Linked DNA regions of Mus musculus: all the other regions are linked to region 2. A link is a contact called in ENCODE Hi-C or POLR2A ChIA-PET data. All regions are on one chromosome and are shown on one strand. The core of a region is the stretch at or near the end of the contact, and the rest is flanking DNA. Distances in the headings are between cores, read along the strand shown.

Region 1 (2,933 bases), core at 234-2,733, 55 kb after region 2:
TGCTAGCCTTGGTGATGGGACCCATTACAGATGGGAAATGACTCCAGGGAGCCAGGAGCCAGGGTTGGCCCATTCCCCTGGCAAGTCAACTCTCATACGTCTAGTGCATGGAGCCTGTGCACTACCTCTGGGGAAAGCGATTGGAAGGGAGCCCCCATGCTGCAAGCAGGCATCTGGCAGGCCATGTGAGTCACAAGGCAGAGGATTTCACAGCAGTGCCTTCCCTTCCAGCAGAAGGGGCACGCTTTTCTCAGACCTCCTTTGCTTGAATATTAGCTGTCCTTAGGAAGACATTCCAACAGGCAGGGGGTGGGGTTATCACGCTCCAAGCTCTCGGAACACTGAGATCTTTGCCAGGCAGGAGATCTGGAAAGTGCCCTGAACTAGTTAGGTGAAAGGTTAGCTATTACTAACTATTGCCAGGTTCCTGGCAAAGTCTCTGCCACATTCTTCCCATCTCTTCCATAAGAGGGTAACTTGGAGGGCCACTCCTGTCTCAAGCTCTGTGTTGCCCTGGGTGAACAACATCCTCTTTCCTGTTTAGCTCTGTCACGAGTGGGGATGGGGTAAGGTCTTTCTGCTGGAAGTTAGCCTCTGGACCGTTTTTTTTCCCCTAATGTATATGGGTGATTTGTCATCTGTATGTCTGCGCCATGTGTGTGCCTATTGCCCACAGAGGCCAGAAGAGGGTGTTGAGTTCCTTGGAACACATAATAGACTATTGCAAGATGCTATGTGGGTGTTGGGAATTGAACCTGGGTTTTCTGGAAGAGCAGCCTGTGGGGTGATTTTAACTGCGGAGCTGCCTCTCCAGTCCCTAGGACCTATATTTTGAAACCAGTTTTGTTTTGTTTAGTTTTGTTTTTCCCTTTGAGAGTAATAGGCTTTGCATCTTTTCAGAAATGGGCAACTGTGGAAGGTTCCAGAACAGGGCGGTAACAAGTTGAGAGGAATGTCCAGAGATTTGGAGTGAAGGAATGCGTGGATGTGGGGAAGGTCTAGGTTGGGAATGGAACATAGTAGGCCAGGGATGACCTCTCTGGGGGAGGTGACAGGGCAGAGCGAGGCCCCACCCTCTTTCAGCCTGGGGCCAGGCTCCGGAGAGGGTGGATCTGAGAAGGGTAAGGAGGGAGAATTGATGACTGCTCGGGGCTTCCCCAGATCTCCTCATTTCCTCCACAGTGAGGGTCTGGGAGGGGTGTTTCTGCAGCGCAAACCCTGAGTTGTCCTGCACAGGGAAGGCCTGTACAGTTAGGAGGGGATCATTTGAAAGCCTTAGGGGGAGGTGGAGCAGCCAAAAAAGGGCAGAGGAAAGAAAAGGCTAACATGTTTACAGAGGAAAGGAGTCAGTGGAAAAAATGACGGCAAGGTCAAGTAGATTTGGGAGATGGCCCTGCAGTCAACAGAGGGGAGGGGACAGTGGCAGTGTACAGGGGGGAGAACGAACCTCCAAGCCTTGGCTGTACTCTCAGGAATGCTCCGACTCCAGGGCCTTCATACTGCCTGTGGGTCAGGCCCCAGCCTCAGAACCAGCCTTTGCTGCCCATTCACAGGGACTCTGTTCACTGGAGGGTCTCCCTGTCGGATGGGAGGTGTTTCTGCTCTCAGAGGGAGACGGGGCTGGCCAGACTTCAAGCTGTCTGTCTTGACCCCGGGCCTTTCTTCAGATGCCCAGAGGCTTGGCTGGGTGGGGGCCCAGGCTTTCTAGGCAGCTTCTTTGTCTGCCTGTGGACAAAGGGGCCAAACCTTTCCCAAGCCCCACAGGTGTGAAGAACTTGTTACTGTAGTGTTTGTTCAGCCCTGTTAGTGGCCTGAAGGACTGTTGACAGAGGTCTGCTTTGTGATCAGACTTGGCTAAAGCTCCCTAAGCCCTCAACAAACACTGGCCACTTATCTCAGAGACTTTATCAGAAACCATCTAAAGCCCTCTTTGGCAGGCAGGCCTCCCTGACCCATTCACTCGGGACGCTGGGTTTCCAAAGCACTTTCCACATTTTTGTCTTTTTGCTCTTACCACCCACCGCATCCTTGATATCTGAATAAAGCCTTGGTGGGGAAGAGGTAGTTAGGTTTTATTTTCAAATTGGAATCTTAGGATAAAGGGCTTTTTAAACCCGGCTTCCAAGAGGACACACTGAGAGGCAAGGGGGTGCTTTGGGAGAATTCAGCTTCAGGGGCTTCCGGGCTGATAGGAGTGGAACCCTATTCACTTACTGCTCTTTAGTCTTCTCTTAGAGCTCTTTAGCCTGCTCCAGACTCAGAGGAAAATACAACTCTGTGTGCACATGTGCATACACACACACACACACACCCTTCAGCCTGCTCCAGACTCAGAGGAAACTATAGTACACACGCACGCACAGACGTGTGTGTGTGTGTGTGTGTGTGTGTGTGTGTGTGTGTGTGTGTGTGTGTGTGTGTTGCTTTCCAATATGTCAGCAGCTACATTAAACCACCCATGGTAGCAGACACTGAATATATATGTATAACACTCTCCTGTGACTATAGGAGATTAGTAATAATAGCAAAACTGAATAATTGTAGCAACAGGCTAATAAAAGCCCTGTGTCTCCTCTTTCAAGCTATCTTAGCTCAGTGCTGTCCCCATCGTATGGTGGTGTGGGAGGCCGTGAGCTGACTGAGCCAGTGAAGTGAGTGTGGCTGGACTGATGAGCGGAGAAAGAGTCAGAAGGAGCATCGTCTGCTCAGGGGAGATGGGAAACCTCCAAGCAGCCAGAGACTCGCTTTGTTGCTAAAATAGTTTTCTTTGCTCCGGACCCTGAAGAGTGGCCCACCATGCACCTCTTCTCTGGAAGACCCAAGCACTTACCATTTGCCACACCCTTCCTCCCAGCCCTGGATGGGCACTGTGCTTGCCAGTGGTTTTTATTACATTAAAGTTGAAAAGTGTCGTCCTCAATGATTGAGTCTCA
Region 2 (3,341 bases), core at 668-3,167:
AATCCAGGGCCTTGAAGTCTGTAAGGCCAGTACTCCACTCCTTAGTTACATCCCCAGCCCCTGAATCTCACCTTTAAAGCAGGATGTACCTCAAGCTGCAAAACTATCACCTGATTGAGTCTGGCGTCTGCTCTCTAATCTAAACCTATCTAGAAGCTTGGAGGAGCTACTTTGCCTTACTCTGCCCCTAACCACTGTACCCTCCTGCCATGTTGCTTCTCACCAGGCCTTTTTTTATATCCCTGACTCTCTCTCACTTATCTCTCCTTCATGAGAAATTTCTAGATTGAGAGAATAGCCATAGAAGGCTATAGTATGACGAGCCCAGCTCCCCCTCACCTCCCTCAGTTATTTGAGGGAGCCTGCTTGAGATCTCTGGGGACACATCCATTTTGGATGTACCATGGTGGAGTGAGCACCGGTCAGGGTGAATTTCTTTAGAATTTCTCAGGCAGTCCCTGTAACCACCATGCTAAGCCCCTGACACGGTCCAAGGCTCGCTCTAAGCCTGTTTTGATCACTTTCCTAATCTAATGATATTTCTTCACATTCTTGGTAATTAAACTCTGTAATCCCTTCATTCGGCACTGTTTGACCTTTATCCTAAATTAAATTTTTAAAAATATGACTTTAAAGGAATCCCACAAGACGTGTTTGCAGAGAGAAAAAAAAACCAGTGTATTAAAAGGAATTACAGTTTCTAAGTCTCAGACTGACTCATGCCAGCCTTGGGTCAGTTGTATAGCTTCAGGTGGCTACTGTGCCCACCTGCCTGCCCAGAGCGGTGCAGAAACTACCCATAAGCTTTTCTGCTGAAGCCTTGAATGGAGCCTGGGAGTAAGAGGGAAATAATACCACACACTTGCCAATGCCACGTGGTGTTTCCCTGCGCTTTAGAAATGGATTGAAGTCACGTTCAGGGCCCAATCTCTCCGGGATGCCTGAGACACTCCTCTAAGTCCCACGTGAAGTGGATGCTGAGTGGGCACTGGGGTTTGACCAAAGGAAGAGGGCACGAGAAGTGGCCTTCTGTAGCACCACAGTACCCACATGTTCTAGATCCCTGCAGGGGCAGGAGAAGCTGCAAGACTTGAGGAAGTCTAAGGAAACAGGCAGGCCTGAGAGCGTGGGGAGGAGTCTGGGCTAGCAAAGGGCTTTGACCTTCTTGTAGCCCAGGGCTGACAAGATGCATCTGAGGCCAGGACTTCATGGGGAGCACTTTCCCCTGGAAGCCATCATTTTCTTGGGGTCCCCACATGGTCCCTCACCCCAGCTTTCTAGCTTCATGCCAGCACCCGCCCTGGTGGCCGTGGGGCCTGGGTTATTTGCTGTTTTTTCAAGTGTACACCACACCCTTGAACTGTCTGCCAAGGAGGCGCATTGTTCGTGAGAATTCCTCCCAGGCTCCAGCTAACCCTTAGATGCACTATTCTGGGCTTAGGGTCCTGAATTACTTGTCTTTCTTTCTTTCCCCTTTTCCTTTCTTCCTTTTAAAGTCTTCCCAAACACCCCCCTCCCGTATTCTTGCCTTCGCCTAACCTAGTCTTCTTACCAAGTTTCATCTTATTGTCTAAAAAGCTTGGAGAGATGGGCGGGGCTGCAGGAACTGAGCTATAATCAAAGAGGCCCCTTGACCTGGTCTGCACAGCCACTCTTACTCCTGGCCCTGGAGAGGAGGCACGGAGACCCCTGAGCTATGAGGAAGGAGTATGGGCAGGTCCCCTGGTGGCTGTGTGTATATATGCGCAGCTGATGGGAGGTGACTGGGGGGCGCAATGGTGTGGAAGAGGGCATAGAACGTAGGCTGAAGAATGAAAACCAGTATTTCCCTCAGAACAGAGCAGATTAACCTGTAGAATAGAAGTCTTGCCAAACCCAACTTCCTTGTTCCCAGAAACCTTGGCACAGGGGCCCCCCTCTCTGGCAGAGGCCCATCCTCATCAGAGGAACCAGCAAGGCAGCTGCTGTGAGTTTCTTTCGCCTGTCTTTTCTGGCAACCCCAAATGCTTACTTTTTTCCTTCCCTTTTCCTTCCCCACCCTCCTGTAGCAGGGAGTTGGTTCTGGTTAATGTTGAAGATCATAACATGATTACCCTAAAGTCTCATGAAATTAAATCACTTTTCTTCAAAGAGAAAGGGCTTGGGGAGGGGACTGGCTGGCTGGTAGGCCAGTGAGGGGCGAGCGGATATTGAAAGCAGGCTGGCAGCTGCCTGGAGCTCTGCTTAGCGGAGGCCAACAGAACCAGGGCAGCCACACATGGGGGCCGTGTTTGCCAGCAGTGGCTCTGAGGCCTTGGGTTGCCCACCTGTGCCCTAGGCACCTGTCTCCTGAGTGCAGGGTCTTGGGGGGTGGGAGGTGAGAAGCAGAGTTGGAAGTGACAGCGGGAAGGAAAAGACTCAGGGAGATGAACCTGAAGGATGAGTCACGGGGGTGTGTGTGGAGGGGAGTGGGGGGGGGGGGAAGGAAAGCAACTCTAAATAAATACCCTAGAGAGTTCTTTATCAGCAGCTGCCCTGGGAATTCATAGGGCCACAGAATGTATCTAAGGACAGCTCTCCTACCAGAAAAGCCTGCGATTGAACCTTAGCCCTTATAGGCAAAGCACTGCTTGCAGAGGTAGGCTGGGGCAGGCATGTTCCCTTTATCATCAGATGTCCTGGATTTATGATATGTTACAGGTTAAGAGAACCCTGTAGGTCATCCAACATCAGATGTCTCACAAAGTATATTAGTCTCCTGTGTACTTAGCCCCTCAAAGAATACCCAGCTTCCATTCCATGCCTTCTGGGTATGAGTTCTCTCAAAGTCCTTCTGACTGTCCTTCTTGGAGAGACTCTGGGACTTATACCCATTAATCCAGGTTTTACCTCTTGGAGACAGGAAACAGTGGCCTGGCTTGGGCAATGACTGGTTTGGAAAGCGCTGGCTGTGGGTGTGGCTTTGTCTTTGACATGTGGGCATCCTGTGGAGGTTCTCACAATGAGTACACTGGGTCTGACATCTCTTTGAGTCTTTCCCGCCCCCTTTCTGGGCTAGTATTTCAAAGGGAACATAAAGAGTGATTTCAAGACAAGACCAAAAAGATATTTTATTCTATTACTGTTGACCCGCAGCACCCTGAGCTCTTGTGGGGCTAGTGCGCATCTCAGGAGGCTCGGACTGGATGGATCTGTGAGTCAAGATGAAGTAGCAAGTAAAAATTGCTGCTAGCACAAGCCAGTGCTCCCACTAGCACAAGCCAGTGCTCCCGACACAGGCAGTGGGGTGAAGGTCCACCCGAGAAAGCTGTGGGGTTGGTCACTTGAGTTAGAAAGCTAGTGGTCACTGCAAGGAGACTTGA
Region 3 (3,135 bases), core at 100-2,599, 45 kb before region 2:
TTTTGTTAAGGCAACAGAGAACCAGGCCAGAGGCTGGGTGGCCCGAGGACACCCCAGGAGACTGTAATTGCGCGAGGTTATCCATTAGACAAACGTGGTGAGAGAGCTCATGTTTCTTTGAGATGGGGTATGTTCCCCATGCTGGCCTTGAACTCCTGGGCTTAAGATAGCTCTCAAGCCTTCGGCCTCCAGAGTAGCTGAAGTGGCAAAAGCACACCACCCACAGGAGAACACCACTGCCTCAGGCCAGGAGCCCAGATTACTGTATCCAAATTATATATATATACACACACATACATACACACACACACACACACACACACACACACACACACACACACACATATAAGTAGCCAGAAATTTGGGAAAGTTATCCCTAGCCTCTGAAGCCTCCACACCCTTAGTTGAAGAGTAGAGTCAATTGGTACTATGCAAAGCTATTGTGGGAATCTCCCTAGGGATATTAAAAAAAAAAAAGGATCTAGGAGCTGCCAAGTCAGCTTCAGGGGACCCTGGGAGAACTGAACTGGCCCCATCTCTGAAGTTCAGGATAGACCTGAGTAGGCCACTATCCAGGTGCGTCCGAGCTTCTTGGCCTTTAGCCTCGAATCACCACAGCTTCCAGGCCTAAAAGAAAATTGGCAGTGACAACTCTGTGAGGTTTAGGCGCTGCCTCTTGTTGCCCCCCACCCCATCCCCTAGAGCCTAGGGGCAGAAAGTTCACATCCCTTTCCAGTTCCCCTTCCTCACGCCTCTGGGGCCGAGTGCCCATAGGGGCAAGGCCCTGAGCGTAGTGCCACCGGGGCCACCAGTCTGGGTTGGAGGAAGGCTGGACCTCTGCGAAGAAAAGAAAACAAACACAGATGTGTTTGGCTGGGACCGGGAGGGAGAAAGCCGTTCTCGCCCCCACCCCACCCCCACAGGGTGCGCGCCGGCCCTGCCCCCTCTCCGGGGTTTCCCCGGGCGCTCCTCTTGCTTTCTCTTTGTCTCTGCTGTTCTTTCTCCGGCTCCCAGGTTCCCACCCGCTCGCTCTCGCCCTCTGGAGCATCCCGGGCCCGTTGGCTTTAACTTTCTTCTTCCCGGGGTTAAAACTTTGCTCGTGAGCGGGCGGCTGCTTGCCGACGTTACTGGCCGGCGCCCCGCCCGGCGGCCCCGCCTCCGCGCTCCCCTCCGCCCCCCACTCCTAGCGCGAGTGGTGGCGGCGGCGGCAGCGGCAGCGGCAGCGGCGGGCGGCGGCAGAGCCTTCGGGGGCGTGCGTGCGTGTGTGAGTGCGCGCCAGCGAGCGTGAGTGTGTGTGTGTGTGTGCGCCCCGGGCGGGCAGGGCAGCACTCGGACCGCGGCGGGAGTCGGCGGCCGCGTCGTCACTCGGGAGGAAGAGGCGGCGGCGGTGGCGGCCGGGGCCGGGGCTGGGGCAGCGGCGGCCGCGCCGGGCATGGAGCTGGCAAGCCCGCGTTGAGACAGGACGCTCTTGCTAGCCGCCAGCGAGAGGCTCTCTGCAGTCCGGCGCGCGGGCTCCCCGGCTTGGGCCAGGCAAACTTTTCTTTCTCTTTTGCCATCACTTAGAGGTAAAGTCTCCTACGCGGAATCCCCAGCGGGGACGCGATTGGGGAGGGGGCATTTATAAAGGAAGGACCCCAGGTGGCAAGAGAAAAGGACGCTGAGCCCGTGCGTGGTTGGGGGATCTGGAGCCCTGCTGCGCCTGAGGCTTAAGGGAGCAAGGAGAATGGGCATAGCTGCGGATGGGCAGATGGGCGCGGGCTTGCTCTTCGGTTGGCCGGGAGGCTGGGGAAGCCGGGAGGAAGGGGCGCGGGCGGTTCAGGTTTGGAAGCCCCTGCGCTCGGGGTCCCCCGGACTTTGGGGGAGGGAAGTGGGCAGTCTCGGGGTTGGTACCCCGGGGAGCGGGGCACTTGCCCGCCACTCCACCGAGGGCTGTTGGGCGCGGGGCGGGCTGGCTGCTGGCTGGCTGAGCGCGGCTCCCCTCTCTCCGCAGGCGCCTGGTGCGGCGGGCGAACCGACTCCTTGGCGCGGCGGGGCCGGGGCAAGCTGGCCACAGCATGATGCGCGCTGTGTGGGAGGCGCTGGCGGCGCTGGCGGCGGTGGCGTGCCTGGTGGGCGCGGTGCGCGGCGGGCCCGGGCTTAGCATGTTCGCCGGCCAGGCGGCGCAGCCTGATCCTTGCTCGGATGAGAATGGACACCCGCGCCGCTGCATCCCGGACTTTGTCAACGCGGCCTTCGGCAAGGACGTGCGCGTGTCCAGCACCTGCGGCCGGCCCCCGGCGCGCTACTGCGTGGTGAGCGAGCGTGGTGAAGAGCGGCTGCGCTCCTGTCACCTCTGCAACTCTTCGGATCCCAAGAAAGCGCACCCGCCCGCCTTCCTCACCGACCTCAATAACCCGCACAACCTGACGTGCTGGCAGTCCGAGAACTACCTGCAGTTCCCGCACAACGTGACGCTCACTCTGTCGCTCGGCAAGAAGTTTGAGGTGACCTATGTGAGCCTGCAATTCTGCTCGCCGCGGCCAGAGTCCATGGCCATCTACAAGTCCATGGACTACGGGCGCACGTGGGTGCCCTTCCAGTTCTATTCCACGCAGTGCCGCAAAATGTACAACCGGCCGCACCGCGCGCCTATCACCAAACAGAACGAGCAGGAGGCCGTGTGCACCGACTCGCACACCGACATGCGCCCGCTCTCTGGCGGGCTGATCGCTTTCAGCACGCTGGACGGGCGGCCCTCGGCGCACGACTTCGACAACTCGCCGGTGCTGCAGGACTGGGTCACGGCCACCGACATCCGCGTGGCTTTCAGCCGCCTGCACACGTTCGGCGACGAGAACGAAGACGACTCGGAGCTGGCGCGCGACTCCTATTACTATGCAGTGTCTGACCTGCAGGTTGGCGGCCGCTGCAAGTGCAACGGCCACGCGGCGCGTTGCGTGCGCGACCGAGACGACAGTCTGGTGTGTGACTGTAGGCACAACACGGCCGGCCCTGAATGCGACCGTTGCAAGCCCTTCCACTACGACCGGCCCTGGCAGCGCGCCACGGCCCGCGAGGCCAACGAGTGCGTGGGTGAGTGGGGCGCCGTGGCGCCGCGGGCGGTGGGTGGAGACGCGGTGGGGCGGGGGGAGCTCC

The links. Hi-C counts contacts between places; a loop is a spot of excess contacts on that map. ChIA-PET counts read pairs that join two places held with the same protein, here RNA polymerase II (POLR2A).
Region 1: a map of heart shows a loop between it and region 2 (1.9-fold over the local background). The contact joins two enhancer-like sites. A Hi-C loop is called at or near these places in 1 of 37 maps with a recorded cell type or tissue (heart). POLR2A ChIA-PET finds 5 or more read pairs at or near these places in 1 of 5 experiments (Patski).
Region 3: a loop to region 2 is called in a map of heart, with 4 times the contacts of the local background. The contact joins the promoter of Ntn1 here to the enhancer-like site in region 2. A Hi-C loop is called at or near these places in 3 of 37 maps with a recorded cell type or tissue (all heart). POLR2A ChIA-PET finds 5 or more read pairs at or near these places in 3 of 5 experiments (Patski and embryonic stem cell).

The regions. Positions count from the first base shown.
Region 1 is chr11:68,284,826-68,287,758 of GRCm38, reverse strand. All of the region lies in intron 2 of Ntn1 (netrin 1), which reads left to right. Among named protein-coding and RNA genes, the nearest start is that of Mir6406, 65 kb to the right of the region's middle. Within about 2 kb of position 1,483, at least 2 of the 3 ENCODE cell types and tissues checked have a DNase peak (open chromatin) inside an H3K27ac peak, as active enhancers do; they include heart, where a contact is called at or near this core.
Region 2 is chr11:68,340,162-68,343,502 of GRCm38, reverse strand. All of the region lies in intron 2 of Ntn1 (netrin 1), which reads left to right. Among named protein-coding and RNA genes, the nearest start is that of Ntn1, 45 kb to the left of the region's middle. Within about 2 kb of position 1,917, at least 2 of the 3 ENCODE cell types and tissues checked have a DNase peak (open chromatin) inside an H3K27ac peak, as active enhancers do; they include heart, where a contact is called at or near this core.
Region 3 is chr11:68,385,040-68,388,174 of GRCm38, reverse strand. Ntn1 (netrin 1) reads left to right here and starts at 1,349. Exons shown (of 7, transcript NM_008744.2): 1 at 1,349-1,565; 2 at 1,991-3,072. The coding sequence starts at 2,055.